2 separate regions of the Homo sapiens genome follow, and region 1 is linked to region 2. Evidence: chromatin loops called from intact Hi-C (ENCODE). Cell type or tissue: gastrocnemius medialis. All regions are shown on one strand. Links, peaks and the distances in the headings refer to the core of each region. The heading gives the core; the rest is flanking DNA.

Region 1 (9,904 bases), core at 1,119-9,118, 62 kb after region 2:
TACACATTTAGAGGACTTGCGAGGTGCATTCCTATACATTTTTTGATTGATCCTTATTTTACTGAGAAATCAACTGAGGTCTAGAAAGTACAATAACTTGCCAAAGATCACCTAGCTAATAAGCGGCAGCAGTTGGACTAGAGCCCAAATCTTCTGATTCTGTTGTAAATGCTAATAAGGGGCCAGAGGGTAGCCCAGAAAAATGTATAAAGAACAAAAGACTTGAGAAAAAGCAGAAATTTCAGTGGCTTGTCCTTCATAATGAGGCCCCTGAGAGGAATCAGGACCTGCTCATTATTTTCTGACTTTTCATACTGCTCAGGGATCATTAGCCTGGGTTTTCAGCCTGTCTTTTCAAAGTGCCAAGAAAAATGTGTAAAGTGATAAGTGGAGATTATAGAGAATGGCCAGAAGTCTGGGGAGAAGAAGGAAGACACTCATTTGAGATGGCTTTGTGTGAATCTGGACTTATGATAACACATTTCCTTCACCGCAGTGGTTTTGACATAGAGGGTTGAGGTAGTTTTACTGCTTCAAAGATCTCATGAGCTAGAAGAAATTGTAATTTCCATTGATTACTGAGGTGAAATAGAGCGTGGTTGAGATTTGTATCTGGATATTCCAGAATGATCTAAGAGATAATAATGACTTCCTCAAATTACTGAAGCAGGAGCTGAAATGGTTATGATATTTAATCCTCATAAAGATCCTGGGAGGTGTGCGTCATTAACCGCATTTGGAAATGAGATTACTAAGGCTTAGGAAGTTTGAATAACTGGCCAAAGGCTTGTAATTGCAAAGCTGGAAATTGAACTAGGATGTGTATGACTTCAAAGCCACTCTTTAACCAATAGGCTCATCTGTTTTTCATTGGAGGCAAAGTGAGGAGAGGATGACCTGACTGTCTCCTCACTGTCTCTACCACTAGGACTCGCTTCTTCATTGCTCTGAAAAGCCTCCTTCATCTCTCTCTGCCTTCAAGCCATCCTCTAAGGTCTGGTTCAATCCTAAGCTCCTCCTGGAAGCCTGGCATCCACATTGATCTCTTCCTTCTCTGAAGTCTTGTAGACACATGCAGAAATTCCTGGGACTGTACCTTTTGTTTTCTCATGTATTTGATATATAGCTAAATGGAATTTGGTTTTTGTTTTTTATTTTTTATTTTTATTTATTTATTTATTTATTTAGAGACAGAGTTTCCCTCTTGTTGCCCAGGCTAGAGTGCTTTGGTGTGATCTTAGCTCACCACAAACTCCACCTCCCGGGTTGAAGCAATTCTCCTGCCTCAGCCTCCTGAGTAGCTGGGATTACAGGCATGCGCCACCATGCCCGGCTAATTTTGTATTTTTAGTAGAGCCGGGGTTTCTCCATGTTGGTCAGGCTGGTCTCGAACTCCCAACCTCAGGTGATCCACCCGCCTCGGCCTCCCAAAGTGCTGGGGTTACAAGCGTGAGCCACCGCGCCTGGCCTGGAATTTGGTTTTTAATACCGTTTCAAATAAATACGCATTAGGTGTTTCATGGAAACACACTTTGTTTTACATAAATAAGTCCACAAATCAGGACAAAATTTTCTTTATCAGATTTAGAGTTGTAAATTAAATCAGATTGGAACCTTCCCTCCTCACTAGCCATTCCCCAAACTTTGGCCAAGGACCACAGAGGTAGGGAGGGAAGGAAGTGTCTCTCCTAACTCCATTCATGGCCAGGAAATAGGCTTGCTCTTCTTAGTTGACATTTCCATCTCTAATCCCCTCCAAGGTCTTTAATAAAACTCCAAAATGGGCCAGGCACGGTGACTCACGTCTGTTATCCCAGCATTTTGGGAGATCAAGGCGGGCAGATCATGAGGTCAGGGGTTCGAGACCAACCTGGCCAACATGGTGAAACCCCGTCTCTACTAAAAATACAAAAAAAATTAGCCGAGCGTGGTGGCGGGCACCTGTAATGCCAGCTACTCAGGAGGCTGAGGCAGGAGAATCACTTGAACCCGGGAGGCAGAGGTTGCAGTGAGCCTAGATCGCACCACTGCACTCCAGCCTGGGAGACAGAGTGAGACTCCATCTCAAAAAAAAAACAAAAAAAAACAAAAAAAAACTCCAAAAAGGCCATGTCTCTGCAGTGTGCCTCTCCATCGGCTGCTGACAGTTCATTCCTTAGGTAACTAATGAGACCACAGCTAACTCAGTGCTGTGGTGATGCTTCAGGAGTTCTTTGGGGCCAAGCAGAATGGAGTTTGCTTCCTGTCTTGCTTTTTACCAGCCAGATAGCTTTTAAAAAGGCCCTTAGCTTCTCTGAATCTGTGAAATGGAGGCACTGCATTCCTCGAAGGATCACAGCAAAGATCAGCAATAATGCTGGTGTGTGCGGTGGCAGGCTGTATATCAACTACATACACAAAAGGAGAAAGGTATTATAATTATTAGATGTGAAACCAATCAGAAGGAGGTGAACAATTAACTTTTTTTAACCCTAGGACCAATGCAGAAAACCCAGATGCCTAGGGCCTGGCATAGGAAGCCTCCTCCTCCTCTTCTTCCTTTCTTTTTTGTTCCTCTTTCATCCTTTAATCTCATTCAAAACAAAACACCTGCCTGGGCGCGGTGGCTCACGCCTGTAATCCCAGAACTTTGGGAGGCAGGGGCAGGCGGATCACTTGAAGTCAGGAGTTCAAGACCAGCCTGGCCAACATGGTGAAACCCCATCTCTACTAAATATACAAAAATTAGCCGGGCGTGGTGGCAGGCATCTATAGTCCCAGCTACTCAGGAGGCTGAGGCAGGAGAATTGCTTGAACCCGGGAGATGGAGATTACAGTGAGCTGAGATCGAACCACTGCACTCCAGCCTGGGCAACAGAGCGAGACTCTGTCTCAAAAAAAAAAAAAAAAAAAAATCATTGTAACTGTGATTACCTACTTTATGAAACAAATATGTAGCAGTGAGAAAGTTAGCACTGCTTTTTAGCCTCTAAAAGATTTCCACTCACATCTGTGCATACTGAAAAAGAAGCAGTGTGGAGACAGCTTTCTCATGTTTAACCCAGAAATTACAGGCCATGGACCAGATCAAAGATCTCAGGGCCACAGGAGGGTCTTATGTTAGTGTTTCCTCTTTACCATGTGAGAAAAACCTAAGGTATTACTGGAAGATCTTACTACACTCTCAGAATGTCAAAGACGATCTCATTTCCCTCATGAAGAAACAGACACCAGACTGACAGAAGCAAACCCTAGTCTCCAGGCACTCATCTCTTTCTGCTACCTCCCAGCCGTCAGTTTGAGGGCCTTACTGAGTAGCCCTTGTGCACTAAGTGTATGCTTTATGGGGGTGGAAGGCAGAAGGGGACCATATCCCAGCCCTGCAGGAGTACACAGAATGGAAGAATAAGAGGTACTCACAGACCGTCATCAGGAAGTGGCTCAAGACCCTTTATGATCCAGACTCAGCAGGGCAGCTCAGGCTGTGAGTTCATTCCAGAGGACAGAAGTGTATTTGCTCTGTCTACTTTATTCCCTAGAATAGTCCAGCTGAGGCAGTATTCATAAATGTTAATACAGTTAATGGACTCAGAGCCACAGTGGGTGGTGTTAAATCCCAGCTCACCCAACGAACAGCTGAGCAATCTTTGATAAATTACTTATGCTTCAGTTTTCCTATAGGTAAAGCATGGATAGTATTGTAAAAATGAAATGATGTAATCCATGTAAAGTGCTTTAAAAGGGGCCATCATTGAGTAAGTACTCGATAGGCTTAGCCATAATCATTGTACTAACCAATCACTTTAGAAAAGAAATTAATATTTGATAAACATATACATATACATATTTGATATGCCGTAAAATAATATTTGAGGAAAAAATGAATGAATTGGAGTCAGAGAAGGAAGGGATTCTTGCAGGCTGAAATTCTCAGGGTAGGTTTTTTAGCAGAGGCCAGATCTGAGCCTGGCATTTAAGGAGATGTAGGATCTAAGCAGGATGAAAGAAGAGAAGAAAAAATGTTCTAATTTCAGAAGGTCTTTTACACATAGACTCATGTTTAAAGATGTTTATTAAAGTGTTATTTTATTAGTGAAATATTAAAAACTGCCTAAATAGCCACTGGGACCATTAAGTACAATTTGATGAATCCATAAATGAATTTCTTTGAATCCATTAAAAGATATTCAAACAATACTTAATGACAAATATGCTGAGATTATAATACTAAATTACCCCAAAAATCCCACATTATAGGCAGTATAATTTCAATTAAGTAAAAAAAAAAGTCCATTCCGATACGTAAAAGAAGAAAGGAAATACATATGCCAAAATACTAGAAGGAAAGAATATAAGTAACTTTGTTTCTTCTTTAAATCTTTCTTAATTTTTCAAATTGTCTACAAAGAGCATATATTATTTTACCAATTTTGTTTGTTTGTCATTGTGGTAAGGCATATGTAACATAAAATTTACCATTTTAAACATGTTACTTAATATTTTCGAAAGTCTTTTTGTATCTTTATCCAGCTAAGAAGACTCCCAGGCTCAGGGAGCTTGCTCAACTTACTGTTCTCTTGGAGTAGCCCTGGCAGGTGCTGTGAATGGAAGCACAGCCACTGATAGTGCCTAAATGCTGGACCCCTTCACCCTGGTAAATACCATTATGGTTTTGGAGCATGCAACCACCTGCTGAGGGTTGGCATTTCAGCCCTCTGGTGTGGGTAATAGTTCCTTCCTGAAGTCAGGGAGTTATGAGCTTGTCACGCTTGGAGAATGAACACCTCCTCCATCCCCAAACCTATCCATTCTGTCTCTGCTACTGCCCCACCCAAATGCAGCTTTCAGACATTTCCTCCAATGCTCAGGAAACAAGGGAGTTCCACGCAGGCTCCAGAATCCCCCCAAAATTCCTCTGTGCCTTCTGGAAAGTGTACAAAGCTGGGATGTGGAGACTCTTCCCCCAGTTCTGCAGGATCGTCCTCGTGCTGCGGCTTGTGTCATGAATCACCGCACAAATTAAAGAGAACACGTTGTGTAACAGAGCCTGGCCAGAGGGAAGAGCTACCTGGCCACAGGCCTGTGTGTCTGTTACATGCCCAGCTCCAATGGGGAAATGCCACCCTTGAAGCAGCTTCTCAGTTTCCTGTAGTTAGTTTCACCATTGCTTGTATCCATTCTCTTCCTTCTCTATTTTCATGTATCTAATTCATTTATCCAACAATCATTATTTATCTCTTGCTACATACTCGGCACCATGTTAGGGATGAGATACTGACACTGAAGATAACGGTAATAATCTTATTAACTGCCAAGCTCTGGGCTAAAAAGTTTTACCCGCACTATCTTATCTAAACCTTTAAACACACTCCACAAAAAACTCTTTTGCTTATTTTATAGATTATAAAGCTGAGGCTCTAGAAGAAGAAACCACTTGCACAAGAAAACTTCTGGATAAAGATGGCAAAATGACTCTAGATGACATAATCTCTCTCCTCCCAACATTTAACACAATGAACAGCAAAAGTAAAAGCAACAGAAAAAAAGTACCATCAATTTCCGCTTTTGGTATGGACAAATAAGCATCTACCAGATCCTGGTTTCCTACAGATAATACATATAAACTTTGGATGAAATAAACAAAGAAACAAACAAAAACAAAAAGCCTGAAGGCACTAAAGAGTAAACAGAAGCAGACAGAATCCGGGGGGAGTCAAAACTTGGATAAGTGAAATGGCAAGGGGTGAGTTTCCTATTTTTATAGTTTTGTAGCCTGAGCACAGGCTGAGGTTGGTACTATGTGGGATAGCTAAAACTCTAATACAGCATGCTAGAAAGCAGGAGGTGGGAGGATACTAGAAAGAAATGAGCCAGAGTAAGAAAGACCTGGATCCTGTGTATAAACTCTGATCAAGATTTGGGCAGATTCCTGAACCACACTCACATAAGGCATGCTCAAATCAGCCTACCTAATGGTAGTGAAAATGACCCAAGAGATAGAGTTTTGCAGTTTGAGCTCAGCTAAGTTAAGTGCTTGCTAAAACAAAACACCAGCATTCTCAGAAGAACATAATAGGACGTAGAATCTCCAGAACATCAAATTTATAATGCCTAAATATACTCGAAAATCACATACCATGCACAGAGCCAGAAAATATGATCCAAAGTTAAGAGAAAAAACAGCACAGAGCCAGAGAATATGATCCAGGATTAAGAGAAAAAACAATCAACTTGGGCCAACCCCAAGCAGCAGATAAGAACTCTCAAGCAGGTATTACAACTCATCTCAGCAAAGTAAAGGAAAGTATACTTTAATGAATGAAAGGCAGGAAATCTCAAACAAGAAATAGAAACTATGTAAAAAAGAACCAATGGAAACTTAAAACTGACAAATGCAATATTTTAAATTAAAAATTCACTGGATGGACTTGATTTAAAAAAAGAGAGAGAGAATTTTATAGCCATAGAAATTGTCCAATCTGATGACAAAAAAAGTTGAAAACATTGAACAGGGTCTCAGGGACCTGTAGTACAATATAAAAATACCTGCATACAGGTAATTGAATTCCAGAAGTAGAAGAGAGAATGAGACCAGAAAAAAAATTTTGAAGAACAAATGGCTTAAATGTTCCCCAATGTGTTGAAAGACATACATTTATAAATTAAAGTTCAGTGAACCCCAGGCAGCATACATGTAAATAAAGACACATATAGGCCTATCATAGTCAAACTGTTGAAAACTAAAGAGAGAATTTTGAAAGCAACCAGAGAAAAAAATGATACCTCACATAGTGGAGGAGTCATTTGAATCACTTCTGAATCCTCATGAGAAAATATGGAGGGCTAGGCACAGTGGCTCACGCCTGTAATCCCAGCACTCTGCGAAGCCGAGGCAGGTGGATTACCTGAGGACAGGAGTTTGAGACCAGCCTGGCCAACATAGTGAAACTTCATCTCTACTAAAAATACAAAAATTAGCCAGGCATGGTGGCACGCAGCTGTAGTCCCAGCTACTCGATAGGCTGAGGCAGGAAAATTGCTTGAACCCAGGAGGCGGAGGTTGCAGTGAGCCGAGATTGCACCACTGCGCTCCAGCTTGAGCAACAGAGAGAGACTCTGAAAAAAAAAAAAAAGAAAGAAAGATAGAGGAGGAGGGAGAGAGAGAGAAAGAGAGAGAGAAAAGAAAGAAGAGAGAAAGAAAGAAGAAAGAAAAGAGAAAGAAAGAAAGAAAGAAAGAAAGAAAGAAAGAAAGAAAGAGAAAGAAAGAAAGAAAGGGAAAGAAAGAAAGAGAAAAGAAAAGAGAAAATATGGAGACCAGAAGATAGTGGACCATCTTTAAAGTGTTTGCAGGGAGAGAAGGAAAGAACACCTGGCAATCTAGAATTCTATATTCGTTGAAAATATCCTTCCAAAATGACATTGCAAAAAATCTACCAGCAGCAAGGAAAGAGATTCAAGCTTATGCCTTAGCTGTCAAAAAGAAGTTGTCAGAGGAAGAAATATAAAGTTCTGGTGTGGTGACACAGGGATCATAATTTCATACTTACCTTTTCTAGAAGTAGTGTGAAGGGAAGTAGATACAATGGCAATATTTCTAATAATTTTTAGGAATCGCTCTCCCTGTTTCAATCTGCAGAGAATCTGACTGAGAGGATGAAAAGGAAGCTTGAAGAAAAGTCAAGACAAAATGCTTAGAAGCAGAAGCCACTACATACCACCATAGAAATTGCAGAACAGCCAGGGCCTGACAGCTTCCAGAGCATGTGCTGGCTTAGGGAAGGCACACAGGAGCGGGGTACAAAATTGGACATCTTAATGAGATCTCAGAAAGTGTCATGCCCAGGTCCTCTAGCAAGGGCTGTGCGCAGCTCCATGCCTTCCCTATGCCCTCAAATTACGGAAATGTAGACAGCAAGCAGCCCCTGTAGTCCTGATGGAAAGACTACTGGGTTTTTTTTTGTTTTTTTTTTTTGAGACGGAGTCTCGCTCTGTCGCCCAGGCTGGAGTGCAGTGGCGGGATCTCGGCTCACTGCAAGCTCCGCCTCCCGGGTTCACGCCATTCTCCTGCCTCAGCCTCCCAAGTAGCTGGGACTACAGGCGCGCGCCACTACGCCCGGCTAATTTTTTTTGTGTGTTTTTAGTAGAGACGGGGTTTCACCGTTTTAGCCAGGATGGTCTCGATCTCCTGACCTCGTGATCCGCCCGCCTCGGCCTCCCAAAGTGCTGGGATTACAGGCGTGAGCCACCGCGCCCGGCGACTACTGGGTTTTACACATGATAGAAGGGCTTCAAGGAGAAGTCACCCACATATAACCAAATAATGGAACGAGATTACCAAACCGTCTGTGTCAATCACGGGCTAGATAACAAAAAGAAACAGGGCAGAAGCTATGAAAGCATTCGATATAGAGAAAAGTAATCCAATCTGGAAGAAAACGTAGCCCAAGCCAAGGAACAGTGCAATACTCATTGTGAATTTATCACTCTTCAGACATATATCACATTCTAATAAAGTATACGATTTTAACAAAATAAGAACACAAAGACAAAAGGATAAAATAACAGCATAAGATTAAAAGGGAGATTAAAGTACTAAAGAAACAAGTTGTGTAGCAAAATCCCAATTTACATCTAACAAATAACCTAGAAAAATAACCAAGTAACACAATAGAACCAACCGAGCATCAAATTATTTTTGTGGAAGGAAGGCTTGGTATAATCATAATGAAAATAGAAAGAAAGGATAAGGAATTTAAGACATGTAAAGAATAGATGATAAAAACCACCTAACATAACAACTACTACTGTCCTGGAAATAAGAGTTACAACAATTAACTAGGGAAATTATCTAGAAATGTAATACAGGAAAATCTCTCCAAAGTGATTCTGTTTTTCACTCAAGAAGATGCATTGTTTTCCAACAATATTGGTTGAAAAAAGATATTTAGGCGTATGCCTGTTAAAGTTGAAGGCAAAAAAAAAAATTCTTTAAATATTCAGAAAGAAAAATCCAGTCACCTCTCAGGGTTTTTTAAAAAATCAGATTTTTCTCTAAAGAGCAGTGCAATGTGGCCGGGTTTGGTGGCTCACGCCTGTAATCCCAGCACTTTGGGAGGCCGACGCGGGTGGATCACGAGGTCAGGAGATCGAGACCATCCTGGCTAACACCGTGAAACCCCGTCTCTACTAAAAATACAAAAAATTAGCCAGGCGTGGTGGCGGGCGCCTGTAGTCCCAGCTACTCAGGAGGCTGAGGCAGGAGAATGGCGTGAACCCGGAAGGCAGAGCTTGCACTGAGCCGAGATCGCACCACTGCACTCCAGCCTGGGCAACAGAGCGAGACTAAATTAGACGGCTAATTTTTTGTATTTTTAGTAGAGACGGGGTTTCACCGTGTTAGCCAGGATGGTCTCGATCTCCTGACTTCGTGATACACCCACCTCAGCCTCCCAAAGTGCTGGGATTACAGGCATGAGCCACCACGCTCAGCCTAGTTTCTATTTCTTTAAATTAACTGTGTGAAGCCAATCAAACTGCCTGTGTAGGTTAATATATAGCCTGCTGGACCCAGGGTGGGGCCCTGCTTAAAGGGTTTAAAAGAGTAGCCAATATCCCAATATCTCTCATGGTAAAGAAACATTACCTGAATCTCAGCAATCCTTTTTTCACTTTTTTTTTTCTTTTTTTGAGACGGAGTCTTGCTCTGTCGCCCAGGCTGGAGTGTAGTGGTGCATTCTCGGCTCACTGCCACCTCCACCTCCCAGGCTCAAGTATTTCTGCTGCCACAACCTCCCGAGTAGCTGGAATTATGGGAGCATGCCACCACGCCTGGCTAATTTTTGTAATTTAGTAGAGTTGGAGTTTTGCCATGTTGGCCAGGCTGGTTTCGAACTCCTGATCCACCTGTCTCGGCCTCCCAAACTGC
Region 2 (10,417 bases), core at 1,070-9,069:
ACTGCCCCTAGAGCAATCCTATAAACAGTGTTGATTCCAACTGAATAGGTCGCAAGCTTCTATTTTCTACTCTCAGAATATTTCTTAAATCTGCCTCCCTCTCTTTGTTTTCTCATTATTTCCCATCTGAGTTCCCAATAAGTTTTACTTAAATCTCAATTATATTCTAATCAAATTAAAATGTCATTTTAATGTGCCTACATGTCTGTCTTCCCTTAAAACCGTAAGCATTTCAACTGCCAAGTAATAATTATCACTGTATCCCTAGCACCTTTATGTCCAGTGCCCAAACCGTGGTAACTATCCAGTAAATATTTGGTGAATGAATGGAAACATTTTATTGGCTAATTATTACCTGCTAGACACTCTGTGAAATTAAAATACAACCATCACTACCATATAAACTACAATTCCTGCCCACAAAGAGTTTTGAGAGACAAACTTAGCGTACCTGAGACAGAAAACAAAGCAGCCAAATAAATGTAATTAGATTACTATTAAAAAGAGAGAATTGGGGCTGGGCGCGGTGGCTCATGCCTGTAATCCCAGCACTTCGGGAGGACGAGGTGGCTGGATCACCTGAGGTCAGGAGTTCAAGACCAGCCTGGCCAAAATGGTGAAACCCCGTCTCTACTAAAAATAAAAAAATTAGCTGGGCATGGTGGCGGGCGACTGTAATCCCAGCTACTTGGGAGGCTGAAGCAGGAGAAACACTTGAACCCGGGTAGCGGAGATTGCAGTGAGCCGAGATCACACCATTGCACTGCAGCCTGGGCAACAAGAGCGAAACTCCTTCTCGAAGAAATAAGACAGAGAGAATTACACACAGACACTTTTCAATTTACGATGTGATGCCATTATATCTGGATAAACCCATCCTAGTTAAACTTAGGGTATGTTCCCTTTGGTCTCAAGCTCAAGGTTGATTAAATGATACACGGTACATGCTCCCTTCCTCTCACTTCCTGTACTCAGTTGTCATCGCTCCTCAAAAGTAGTCAAATTCCTGGCCCTCAATATCTTTGCCATACTGCCCCATAGTTGAAGATACATATTCCCCCTAACTGTCTGCCATGATTCTTGGCATTACTGGGTCTTCACTGAGAGTCACGAGCAACCAACAATCTATCTTACTAAGAAATGACTTGACTAAGGTCATGCTTATCCACATGGAAAAAGGTTAGGAATGATGTGATGTTAGATGGGAATGTAGGGATCTGCCACCCTTTGATGCAATTTGTACATAGCTTTGCTCTGTATCACCAGTCAGGGTAACCAATCTCTAAATTTCTTCCTCACCAAAAAAGGAAGGACTTCCTATTATTCTAATGAGGCAAAATGGTATAAGCATAATAAGTGTTCATTTGTGAGCTACACAGACCTAGGTTTGAAGTCCAACTCCACTGCTAACCTAGGGAAATCTAGTTGAATTTTCTAGGCCCGTTTATTCATTTGTGAAACAATACCAGTGTGACCTGTATCATAGCGTGACTGCTATCATAGAGTTGTTAGGAGAATTAAATGAGAAAATAGATGTAAAGCACCCAGCACACAATCACTGTGCACAGTGGCAGCTATTATTATGGATTCTAACTCCCAGATAATCATGGGTCTTAGTAAAGGAGGTATTCAAGGGTGGTCATTCAGAGGGTTTCCTTCAGCTTTAAGCAGTGTTTTATAAAGTGCTCTTAGTCTGTAAGAAAGCTTCTGCTGAGTTTTGTCATCAAAGCTGAGGTTGGAAATAGGTCAATGGACCAGGATAAGGGTTGAGTCTTTCTCCCAGCTCTGATGGAACAATATTTCCTGACTGCCTTCAGTAATTTATATGCCCAAAAATGGACCTTGAGAATTCAAAAATAAGATAAGACTTGGAATGCTAATAAGAGATAACAAGACATCATCAGTCTCCCTGAGGAAAATGAAGTGCCTTAGTGTATTGGTGGCATGACAGCGGATCTAGATGCTCTGAAGCTACAGAGAAGACTTCATGCAGGTTACCCACGGTACAAGGCAGTAGTGATGGCCCTCAAATATCTGCTGTCTTCTACCTCTGCCATCCCTCTGTTAAAGCAAATAAGAAGGAGGCCGTTAGCCTGAGGTTGTCTCCATAACCAGAGCTTCTACATAAGCAAACCAAAATCCAAATCAATGTAAACAGTAAAATGTAACTAGAGGCTTCACCAATCAGAAACCACCAACTAACCTCTAACTAGGGTCTTCCCACTCTAATAAAATATATTTTCTTAGCCTTCTTTCCACGTTCAGCCTACAAAAGCTCACTGTCCTCACTGCGGCAGCAGAGCTCTCTGAACCTCTTCTGGTTCTGAGTGCTGTCCAATTCACACATGGTTCTTTGCTCAGATGAACTTTGCTACATTTATTTTCTCTAAAGTTTTTCTTTTAACACCTCCTGCCTTCTTCCTTGCTTTGCATAGCTGCTCTACTCCACCTCTTCTAGAATATTAACACACCCAAAGCCCTCCTCAGTGCACAAATGTCCTCTGCAGCTGCATGTATACAGCAGACACTGACTGAGGAATGGGTCCCTGAAGAACAGCTCAGCCATCACACCCAACACGTGATGGCACTGATTGCTTGACCACTAGTGACAGGGACCTATAAAGGCACACATCCCACTTGCAGATAGTTTTGAGTTTAGAGTATTAGAGTATAGATTCATTGATCCAGAATCTATTTCCCCTTGACTTCTATCTTTTTTTTTTTTTTTTTGAGATGGAGTCTCTGTCACCCAGGCTGGTGTGCAGTGGGGTGATCCTCACTGCAACCTCCACCTCCCAGGTTCAAGTGATTTTCCTGCCTCAGCCTCCCTAATAGCTGGGACTACAGGCACTTGCCACCTTGCCTGGCTAATTTTTTTTTTTTTTTTTTTTTTGTAATTTTAGTAGAGAATGGGTTTCACCATGTTGGCCAGGATGGTCTCGATCTCTTGATCTCGTGATCCACCTGCCTTGGCTTCCAAAAGTCCTGGGATTACAGGCGTGAGCCACCGCGCCCATCCGACCTCTATCTTTAAAATCTAGTGTCAGGACTAATAAGCTTTTTAAAGACGTATATTCTTTCACAATAAGCTGTCCTTTCAATTCATTTATATTATAATACTAACAGCTAACATTTCTTGAGGGCCAACCATGAGCCACAACTTACAGGCAGGAAGGCACAATATAGCGTTTCTTAAACTTGCCAGATCCTAGTATCATCCAGGGTGCCCGCTGCATCCACTGCTCCCCAGGCTCCACCCCAGCTGGGCTGAATCTGAATCTGAGACAGGGCCTGGGAATTGCTCTTTTAACAAGAGTCTCAGGTGATTCTTAGGATCAGGCAAATTGTAGACCAATGGCACAATGGTTAAGGTGTGACATATCAGGATCCATGATCTGATTCCATCATCGTTTGTTTTATGGCTTCAGGCAACTTACTTAACCTCTCTGAACCTCAGTTACGTATCTGGAATTTCAGAATGATGACAGCATCTGCCTGTAGGGTATACGGAGGAATAAATGAGATAATGGTCATCAACCACTTAGCATAATGCCTGGCACATAGTAAGCTCTCAACAGTATCACCAACATCACTGACCTGATTGGTGCTATAAAAGCTGCATCCCTATTATTTTTGCTCAGTGCTACACAATTAGCAATTAAAGTGCCCGAGACCAGGATTTAAACTCATACCTGACCATCTCCGAAGCATTAAGCACCTACACAGCAACTTCTCGGAAGCCTTGGCAGCAGGGGAAGGAGAAATTAAACAGGCAGGGGGCCCGGTGGCATAGAACAACCCACATATTCAGGTACTGGCTCCAAATTCATGTTTGAATTCAGCTCACGTTGCATTCTTAGGAGCAGCTATTACGCAGATGCTACAGCCAGAAGGATGCCCCCGAGCACTATGTATTAAGGAAGGAAAGTTTGTCTTGGACTTCCTCCTGTCTCTGTTTCGACTCCTCTTCTACCCCTACCCTCCTTTGGGGACCATCCAAAATCCCCACTTTTTCTCCAGGTCTGCCCAAGGAGTTCCTCTCTTGGGAAGCAGATCAGGCACAGAGTTTGAGTCTGGCCTGGAGAACAGGGAAGACCTAAGCTTCACTTCCCAACTGTAAGGCCTCCCACTGTTACTTCACCCCTGGGACCTTCTCTCAATAGGTCCTAGGCTCATTTGCAGTAATGCTCCAGGCAGAGTGCATAGCTCACTGGTCAACTAATCAATAACGCTAGGCCTCAGGGTATCACCTCTCCTTTCTCTGAATTCCCCCAACCTAACCTAACATTTCAGTTAAAGTGGGGCCACCTGTGACTCACACTTTATATACAGTTTGTTTTACAATGAGCCCTCATTCATTTGTTCACACAAATATGCCCCAAATACAGATGATACAGAAATAAATAGGGCCCAGCTCCTGCTGCTGAGGTCTTAGAGAAAAGACCATAAACTAGTGGGTGGAAAATCATGTAAAGCATTAAAAACTAAGGGCCGAGGAGGTGGTGCCAACTCTACTAGAGGAAGTCAGAAGTCAGAAAAGGTAAAGTTCATCCTGGGTTTTGAAGTTTGAACAGGAGTTCACCAAGCAGAGCAAGGCATGCCCAACAGAGAATAGCAGTGCAAAGGCTCAGTCATGAAAGTGGCCCATTGTGTTCAGGGATGGGGAGAAGCTGTGAGGTGGGACAGGGTATAAGGGCTGCAGTGATGAGAAATGGTCTTCGACAGGACATCTGCTCCAGACAGAGGTATTTCTAGTCCCAATTTATCCTGCAAGCAACTGGGACTGGTGGAGGTTTTCTAAGCAAGCAAATAACATTATTAGATTGTTTTCTCTAAACTCCGTGGTGTGCTCCCAGCACTAAAAAGGAGCTTTGATGGAGCACGAAGAGGTGAAGAGGGGCCATTTCCGTGAATAAAGGAAAGGGTGCCAGAGACCATCTTTTCTGGCTCCTGGTCTGGCCTGCAGCCCCACCATCCACCCAGCTAACCCCTGGCTCAGCAGATAGTGAACTCTGGTCAAGTCCCTCCTGGAACACCAGGCTCCAGAAGCTGTTAACAGAGTAACGTGGAGAGAGAGGAGTGGGAACCAACTGCACAGATAAACTGAGGAGGAGTCAGAGAAATATGATGTGTCTAGTGGCTCACAGCATCCTGAAAGGGGCAGGAGCTTCCAGCTAGATAGACTATGTTCAAATTCCACCTCTACCTTTACTACCTGGCATAACCTTGGGTAATTCCCTTAACCTCTCTGAGACTGTTTTTTCTTTTTTCTTTTATTTTTATTTTGACACGGAGTCTCGCTCTGTCACCCAGGCTGGAGTGCAGTGGCATGATCTCAGCTCACTGCAACCTCTGCCTCCTGGGTTCAAGCGATTCTCTAGCCTCAGCCTCCCAAGTAGCTGGGATTACAGGTGTGCGCCACCACGCCTGGCTAATTTTTGTATTTTTAGTAAAGATGGGGTTTCACCATGGCCAGGCTGGTCTCGAACTCCTGACCTCAGGTGATCCTCCCACCTTGGCCTCCCAAAGTGCTGGGATTACAGGCATGAGCCACCACGCCCGGCCGAGACTGTTTTCTTATCTATTAAATGGCAATAACAAGTCCCATTCACTTCAAAGGCTTGTACTGAAAATTAAAACTATTTCAAGTGATGAGGATAGTGACCACTACAAGGAATAATGGCTCTCTAAATATTATTAAACTGATTATTAATATCTTCATTTTTATTTTATGTGTCTTTTATATGATGTGATAAAATCCCTCAGGCTAAAAGATCTTCAAATACAGCAGGCCCCTGGAGGCACGGGATGGAATTAGCCCTCCTGAGGCGCTCAGAGGACGGCTGTGTCTCCTGCGTGAGACTGATCAGTTCCTTCCAAGTTGCCTTCCGCCCTCCTTGGCTGCCTGCAGTTTCTGTAGGATCATATTTCCCACCTGACCCAGTGGGCCCAGGAGAGCTGTGGGCCTTGTAGCTCTGAGCTTTTCAGAGGTCTCACATGACAACCTGGCAGGGTGCAGCTGTTCCCGGCAAGGGCATTAATAATACAGGCCTTCTTCCGCAAACTCTGGCCAACAGTCTAAAATGACAAGTGAAAACACTGAGTCCAAATTCTCCCTGGGGCTTAGGGCAGAGGAAGCCAAAATAGCTCGCCTTTATCAGGGCTAAATCGTGGAACTAAATCAGGGTTCTGCTAGCGGTGGTGGCTAAGGGAAACCGCTGGTGATAAAAGCAAAGAAATGGGGGAGAAGCCGTGGGGGAGGGAGCCACAGTCACACTCCTTACAGAATAAACTATCTCGCCTAGGGGCAGTTTCAGCAGAAGGCTTCAGAGACCCCCGGAAGCAGACAGAAAGAAGTCCACATGCCTTGCTGGCTGAGGAGCAAATCGGGTCATGAATTTCATCTCAGCAATAGCCAATAAACACAGCAGCTGCTATACCCAGCCCTGAGACATCTAGCACAGGAGACTTTATAAAGAACAAGCCGATCTCCTCTGGCAAGCAAGCCACAAATGGAGAAGGTCTTGGCAGGATTTTTGTGTCCTTTATTCATATGGTATCAGCACCTAAAACAGTGCCTGGCATTAAAGCACTAGGTAAATATGAGTGACTGAAGAAATACATGCGTGGGGAGAGAATATAAACCAGCAGCACCAGTTAGTAACTATACAAAGGTAAGCAAGCCATTCAGTCTCTAGGAGCCTCTATTTCTTCATCAGGAAAATAGGGTAATGACACCTACTTTGAAAGGGTCTTATAAGAATTAAGGCCGGGCACAGTGGCTCATGCCTGTAATCTCAGCACTTTGGGAAGCCAAACTAGGTGGATCACTTGAGGTCAGGAGTTTGAGGCCAGCCTGGCTAACATGGTGAAACCCTGTCTCTACCAAAAATGTAAAAAATAGCCGGGTGTGGGGGCACATGCCTGTAGTTCCAGCTACTTGGGAGGCTGAAGCAGGAGAAGCGCTTGAACCCGGGAGATGGAGGTTGCAGTGAGCCGAGATAGTGCCACTGCATTCCAGCCTAGGCAACAGAGCAAGACGCTATCTCAAATAAAAAAAAAAAGAATGAAATAAAATGATGTATGTAAACACCTCTAAAACAATGCTTGGTAGAAGTAGGCACTCAGTAAATGGACTTCAATCTTCAGCTACAAATTTGACCTCAATCCTCAGCTATAAATCAGACCTCAACTATCAACTCTCTGTTTCCAATTCTTACGGAGGAGGGGAAGGTTGGGGGAGGTGAATAAAAGGAGAGCGTAAACCAACTGAAGATGAGAAATCAAAGGAAAGCAAAGGAAAGACCCACAAGGTCACACCTCACTGGATGACCTTGGACAAGTCAGGTACTTTGCTGGGTCTCAGAGTTCTCTGTGGTAGGATGCAGGGAGGTGAGTTTGATCTGTGGTCTTGAAACTGTGTGCAGGAACTCTAGCGAGCCCGTGGAGACCCTGAGGGGCTGTCTTGGGGTGGGGAAGAAGGAGACCAGTGGGTCCCGAGCAGTTGCAGGCAGTTTCCTATGGGAGGCTGGGAGGCTGTCCTCAGAAGAAACAGTCCCACACTTGGTCCAGTTTGTTGTAAACTAATGCTTTCTCCGAGGTCCCCAGTTCCTCCCAGGGCCAGGATTGGGATGAGGTAAGGGAGGTCTCACCCTAGTCCCAATCGTGAGTCCCCCAGACCTCCTTCAGTGCCAGCCTCACTCACTTCTGTGGCGTTTGGCACAGCCAGCCACCCTCTCTGGAAGTCTCTCTCCACTGCCTGCCCTGGCACTGCCTTTCATGGGTACAGTGTTCTGTTTCTCTCCATCTCTTTCGCTGGATCCTCTCCTTCCTCCTGGGCAAGAGAAGTAGAACAAGAGGGAAGAAGTGGATGGGAGAGTACAAAGAGGCCATGGAAGAACACACTGTGGGGAAGTTCAGTTGTGGACAGGCAGAGGGAGACTGGTTGAACAGCAAAAGGCAGATGGCCAGGCAGGTACGAACCTCAGGGACAGAGAAGAATCACTCCCCATCACCTGGCAGAACTTTCTCTCCCCTGCACTTCTTCTTTCCTTGCCTCAATGCCCCTGTCCAAGTCAAGTCCACATCATCTAATACTAGGACCCTCACAACAGTCTCCCAACCCATCCCTTGCTTATCTTCTCACAAAAGATTAATCTCCTGAAGTCCAGCTCTGAATCATTAAGCTCCTCCTCAGACACTGAAATTGCATCTTCCATGTTTACTCCATTAAGTGCAAATGCCTCTCAGTCTAGTATACAAGGCCATACTCCCACTCACTCCCCAGCCTCCAAGCAACACCCACCGTGCACACAGGCACCCGCTTCCCTGGATTCACCCTGGCCACCGGCCCTGACGTTGCCTGCACTCCTTTCCTCCCTCAGCGCACCCTCGCCCCAATTTCACCTGTCAAATCTTTGCACTGTAAACAGCAGACCCACGCTCCTCTTTTCCAAGATCCTGCATCCAGGCCTGCCAAAGCCCAGAGCTATTTGTAGATGTTGGCGAGGACACGTCTCTCTGTCTGCTCAGTCAATAATTCACTGCAATACCAGGTATTGCAAAAGAAGGCCTTTGCCTTGCCTTCCAATAAGAGTTACAGGGTAGAAAGCAGAAACCTGCCCTGCAGCTGCCATGAACCCCACCTGAGCAGGCAAGTTAGGCTACACTTGACAGTGGAAGCTCATCAGCCACAGTGAAGCAGCCCCCACCACTTGTTTATTTATTTATTTCCCTTTGCACCCAACCCTGCTGTGGGCGCCCCCCCCCCAACCAGGCTCTCAGTAAATACTAATTGAATTAATTAATTAATTAATGAGATCTTCCTGCTGGGAGCACAGAACTAATCCCATAAAAACAAAAATAATTCTCCTGTCTTTTGCATCTAAAGCTGACCCCACTAATGACGGAAATGTTCTATAACTGGATTGTGGTGACAACTGCACAGCTCAGTAAGTTTACTAAAAAAAATCACTGAATTGTATACTTAACATGGGTTGATTTCATGGAATATAAACTGTACCTCAATAAAGTTGTCTTTAAATATCTGTATGATGATCAAAACCACCATGGTCCATGGTGGCTCACTGTTCGGCTGAGTGATAAAGTGAGTTATGAGCTAACCCAAAAATAAACAACAGAAAAGATGCTCCGGGTCTGTAAGGTGTGGGATCCAAGCTCAGTCGGTTCCTGCAGTATCGGCAGCACCTGTGGATGGTTGGATATGGGTAATCTCAAGGAACGGTCTAGGCTGTTGGAGGCGGGGTGAGGGCCCTGGGGTGGCCAGGCGCCTGGTCAGCCTATAGTCAGGATATAGCATAAAGTGGACTGATCCTACTGAATCTTCCACACTGGCCTCTCCAGTGGCCCAAAGCTAGAGAGTCAAACCCCAGGATGAAATCACTTTCCCGAGGAAGTATCTATCCACTGGCTTCCCAGGCTGTGGTTCATTCACGCAACACCACAGAGCTTCCTCCACAGCAACCCCCACAATTCACGGTTTCACATTTGATTGTGTTACTATTTAATTAGCATTTGTCTCTCTCTCTTTAGCTCACATGCTACAGGAGGTCAAGCGCCATGGCTCATGTGTTCACAGTGCCCAGCACAGAGGCAAGCACACAGTAGGTGTTCATTTAAAAAGTCGATTGAATGCTGAATGAGTGAATGGACACTCTTCGCTGACTGAACTTGGGTAAGGCACATGTCCCGTTTTCTTTCAGTGCAGCACTGCCCTACAGCTGGGTGTTCATGAAGAGGGCCTCCAGGAGAGGAGGAGAGGCAAAGAGTTAGGAGAGGGAGCCAACACTCCCTAAGACACTTCTCCACTTTGCCCTCACAACAATCTACAAACCAGCTATTATTATTGCTCTGTCTACAGGTGAGGCAACTGAGGCATTGCAATTGGAACTCAGATCTGTCAGGCTAGAAACCTCTCTTTCCCAGACACCCCTGATGGGCAAGGGTGAGATGAAGTGGATGGGAGTCTCTACAATGCAGTCAAGGTTACTGCTGCACAGGCAGGGGGTTGAAAATCTGAGGGCCAGTGCAATCATGTGCTATCCTCCAAGGTCCAGTCCCCTGTGTCATCCTCCTCCTGCCTCTTCCTGCAGTATATGTGAGCCAGCCCTGAGTGCACAGGAGACTCAGAAAACAGAAGAGGGCCGGGCGCAGTGGCTCACGCCTGTAATCCCAGCAGTTTGGAAGGCCAAGACGGGCAGATCACGTGAGGTCAGGAGTTCAAGACCAGCCTGACTAACATGGTGAAACCCTGTCTCTACTAAAAATATAAAAATTAGCTGGGCATGATGGCGGGCGCCTGCAATCCCAGCTACTCAGGAGGCTGAGGTGGGAGAATCACTTGAACCCAGGAGGCGGAGGTTGCAGTGAGCTGAGATTGTACCATTGCACTCCAGCC

Evidence for each region. Hi-C counts contacts between places; a loop is a spot of excess contacts. Peaks named below come from ENCODE experiments on the same cell type or tissue, not always from the same donor. Only the 100,000 strongest peaks of a DNase experiment are listed, where the experiment ranks them.
Region 1: it touches region 2 in a loop (7-fold over the local background); 1 of 110 quality-filtered maps calls a loop at or near these places.

The regions. Positions count from the first base shown.
Region 1 is chr3:186,911,352-186,921,255 of GRCh38, reverse strand. No RefSeq gene overlaps it. Among named protein-coding and RNA genes, the nearest start is that of ST6GAL1, 14 kb to the left of the region's middle. In gastrocnemius medialis, for the core only: no CTCF peak of the experiment used is centred there; DNase peaks (open chromatin) are centred at 4,575 and 5,035; H3K27ac peaks cover 3,712 bases.
Region 2 is chr3:186,973,080-186,983,496 of GRCh38, reverse strand. The region is part of intron 2 of ST6GAL1 (ST6 beta-galactoside alpha-2,6-sialyltransferase 1); the gene reads right to left. LOC124906314 (a long non-coding RNA gene) reads left to right here. Exons shown (of 3, transcript XR_007096208.1): 3 at 1-200. Among named protein-coding and RNA genes, the nearest start is that of ST6GAL1, 48 kb to the right of the region's middle. RefSeq lists an enhancer at 7,117-7,998. In gastrocnemius medialis, for the core only: a CTCF peak has its summit at 5,808; DNase peaks (open chromatin) are centred at 5,966 and 8,556; H3K4me3 peaks cover 1,063 bases; H3K27ac peaks cover 4,398 bases.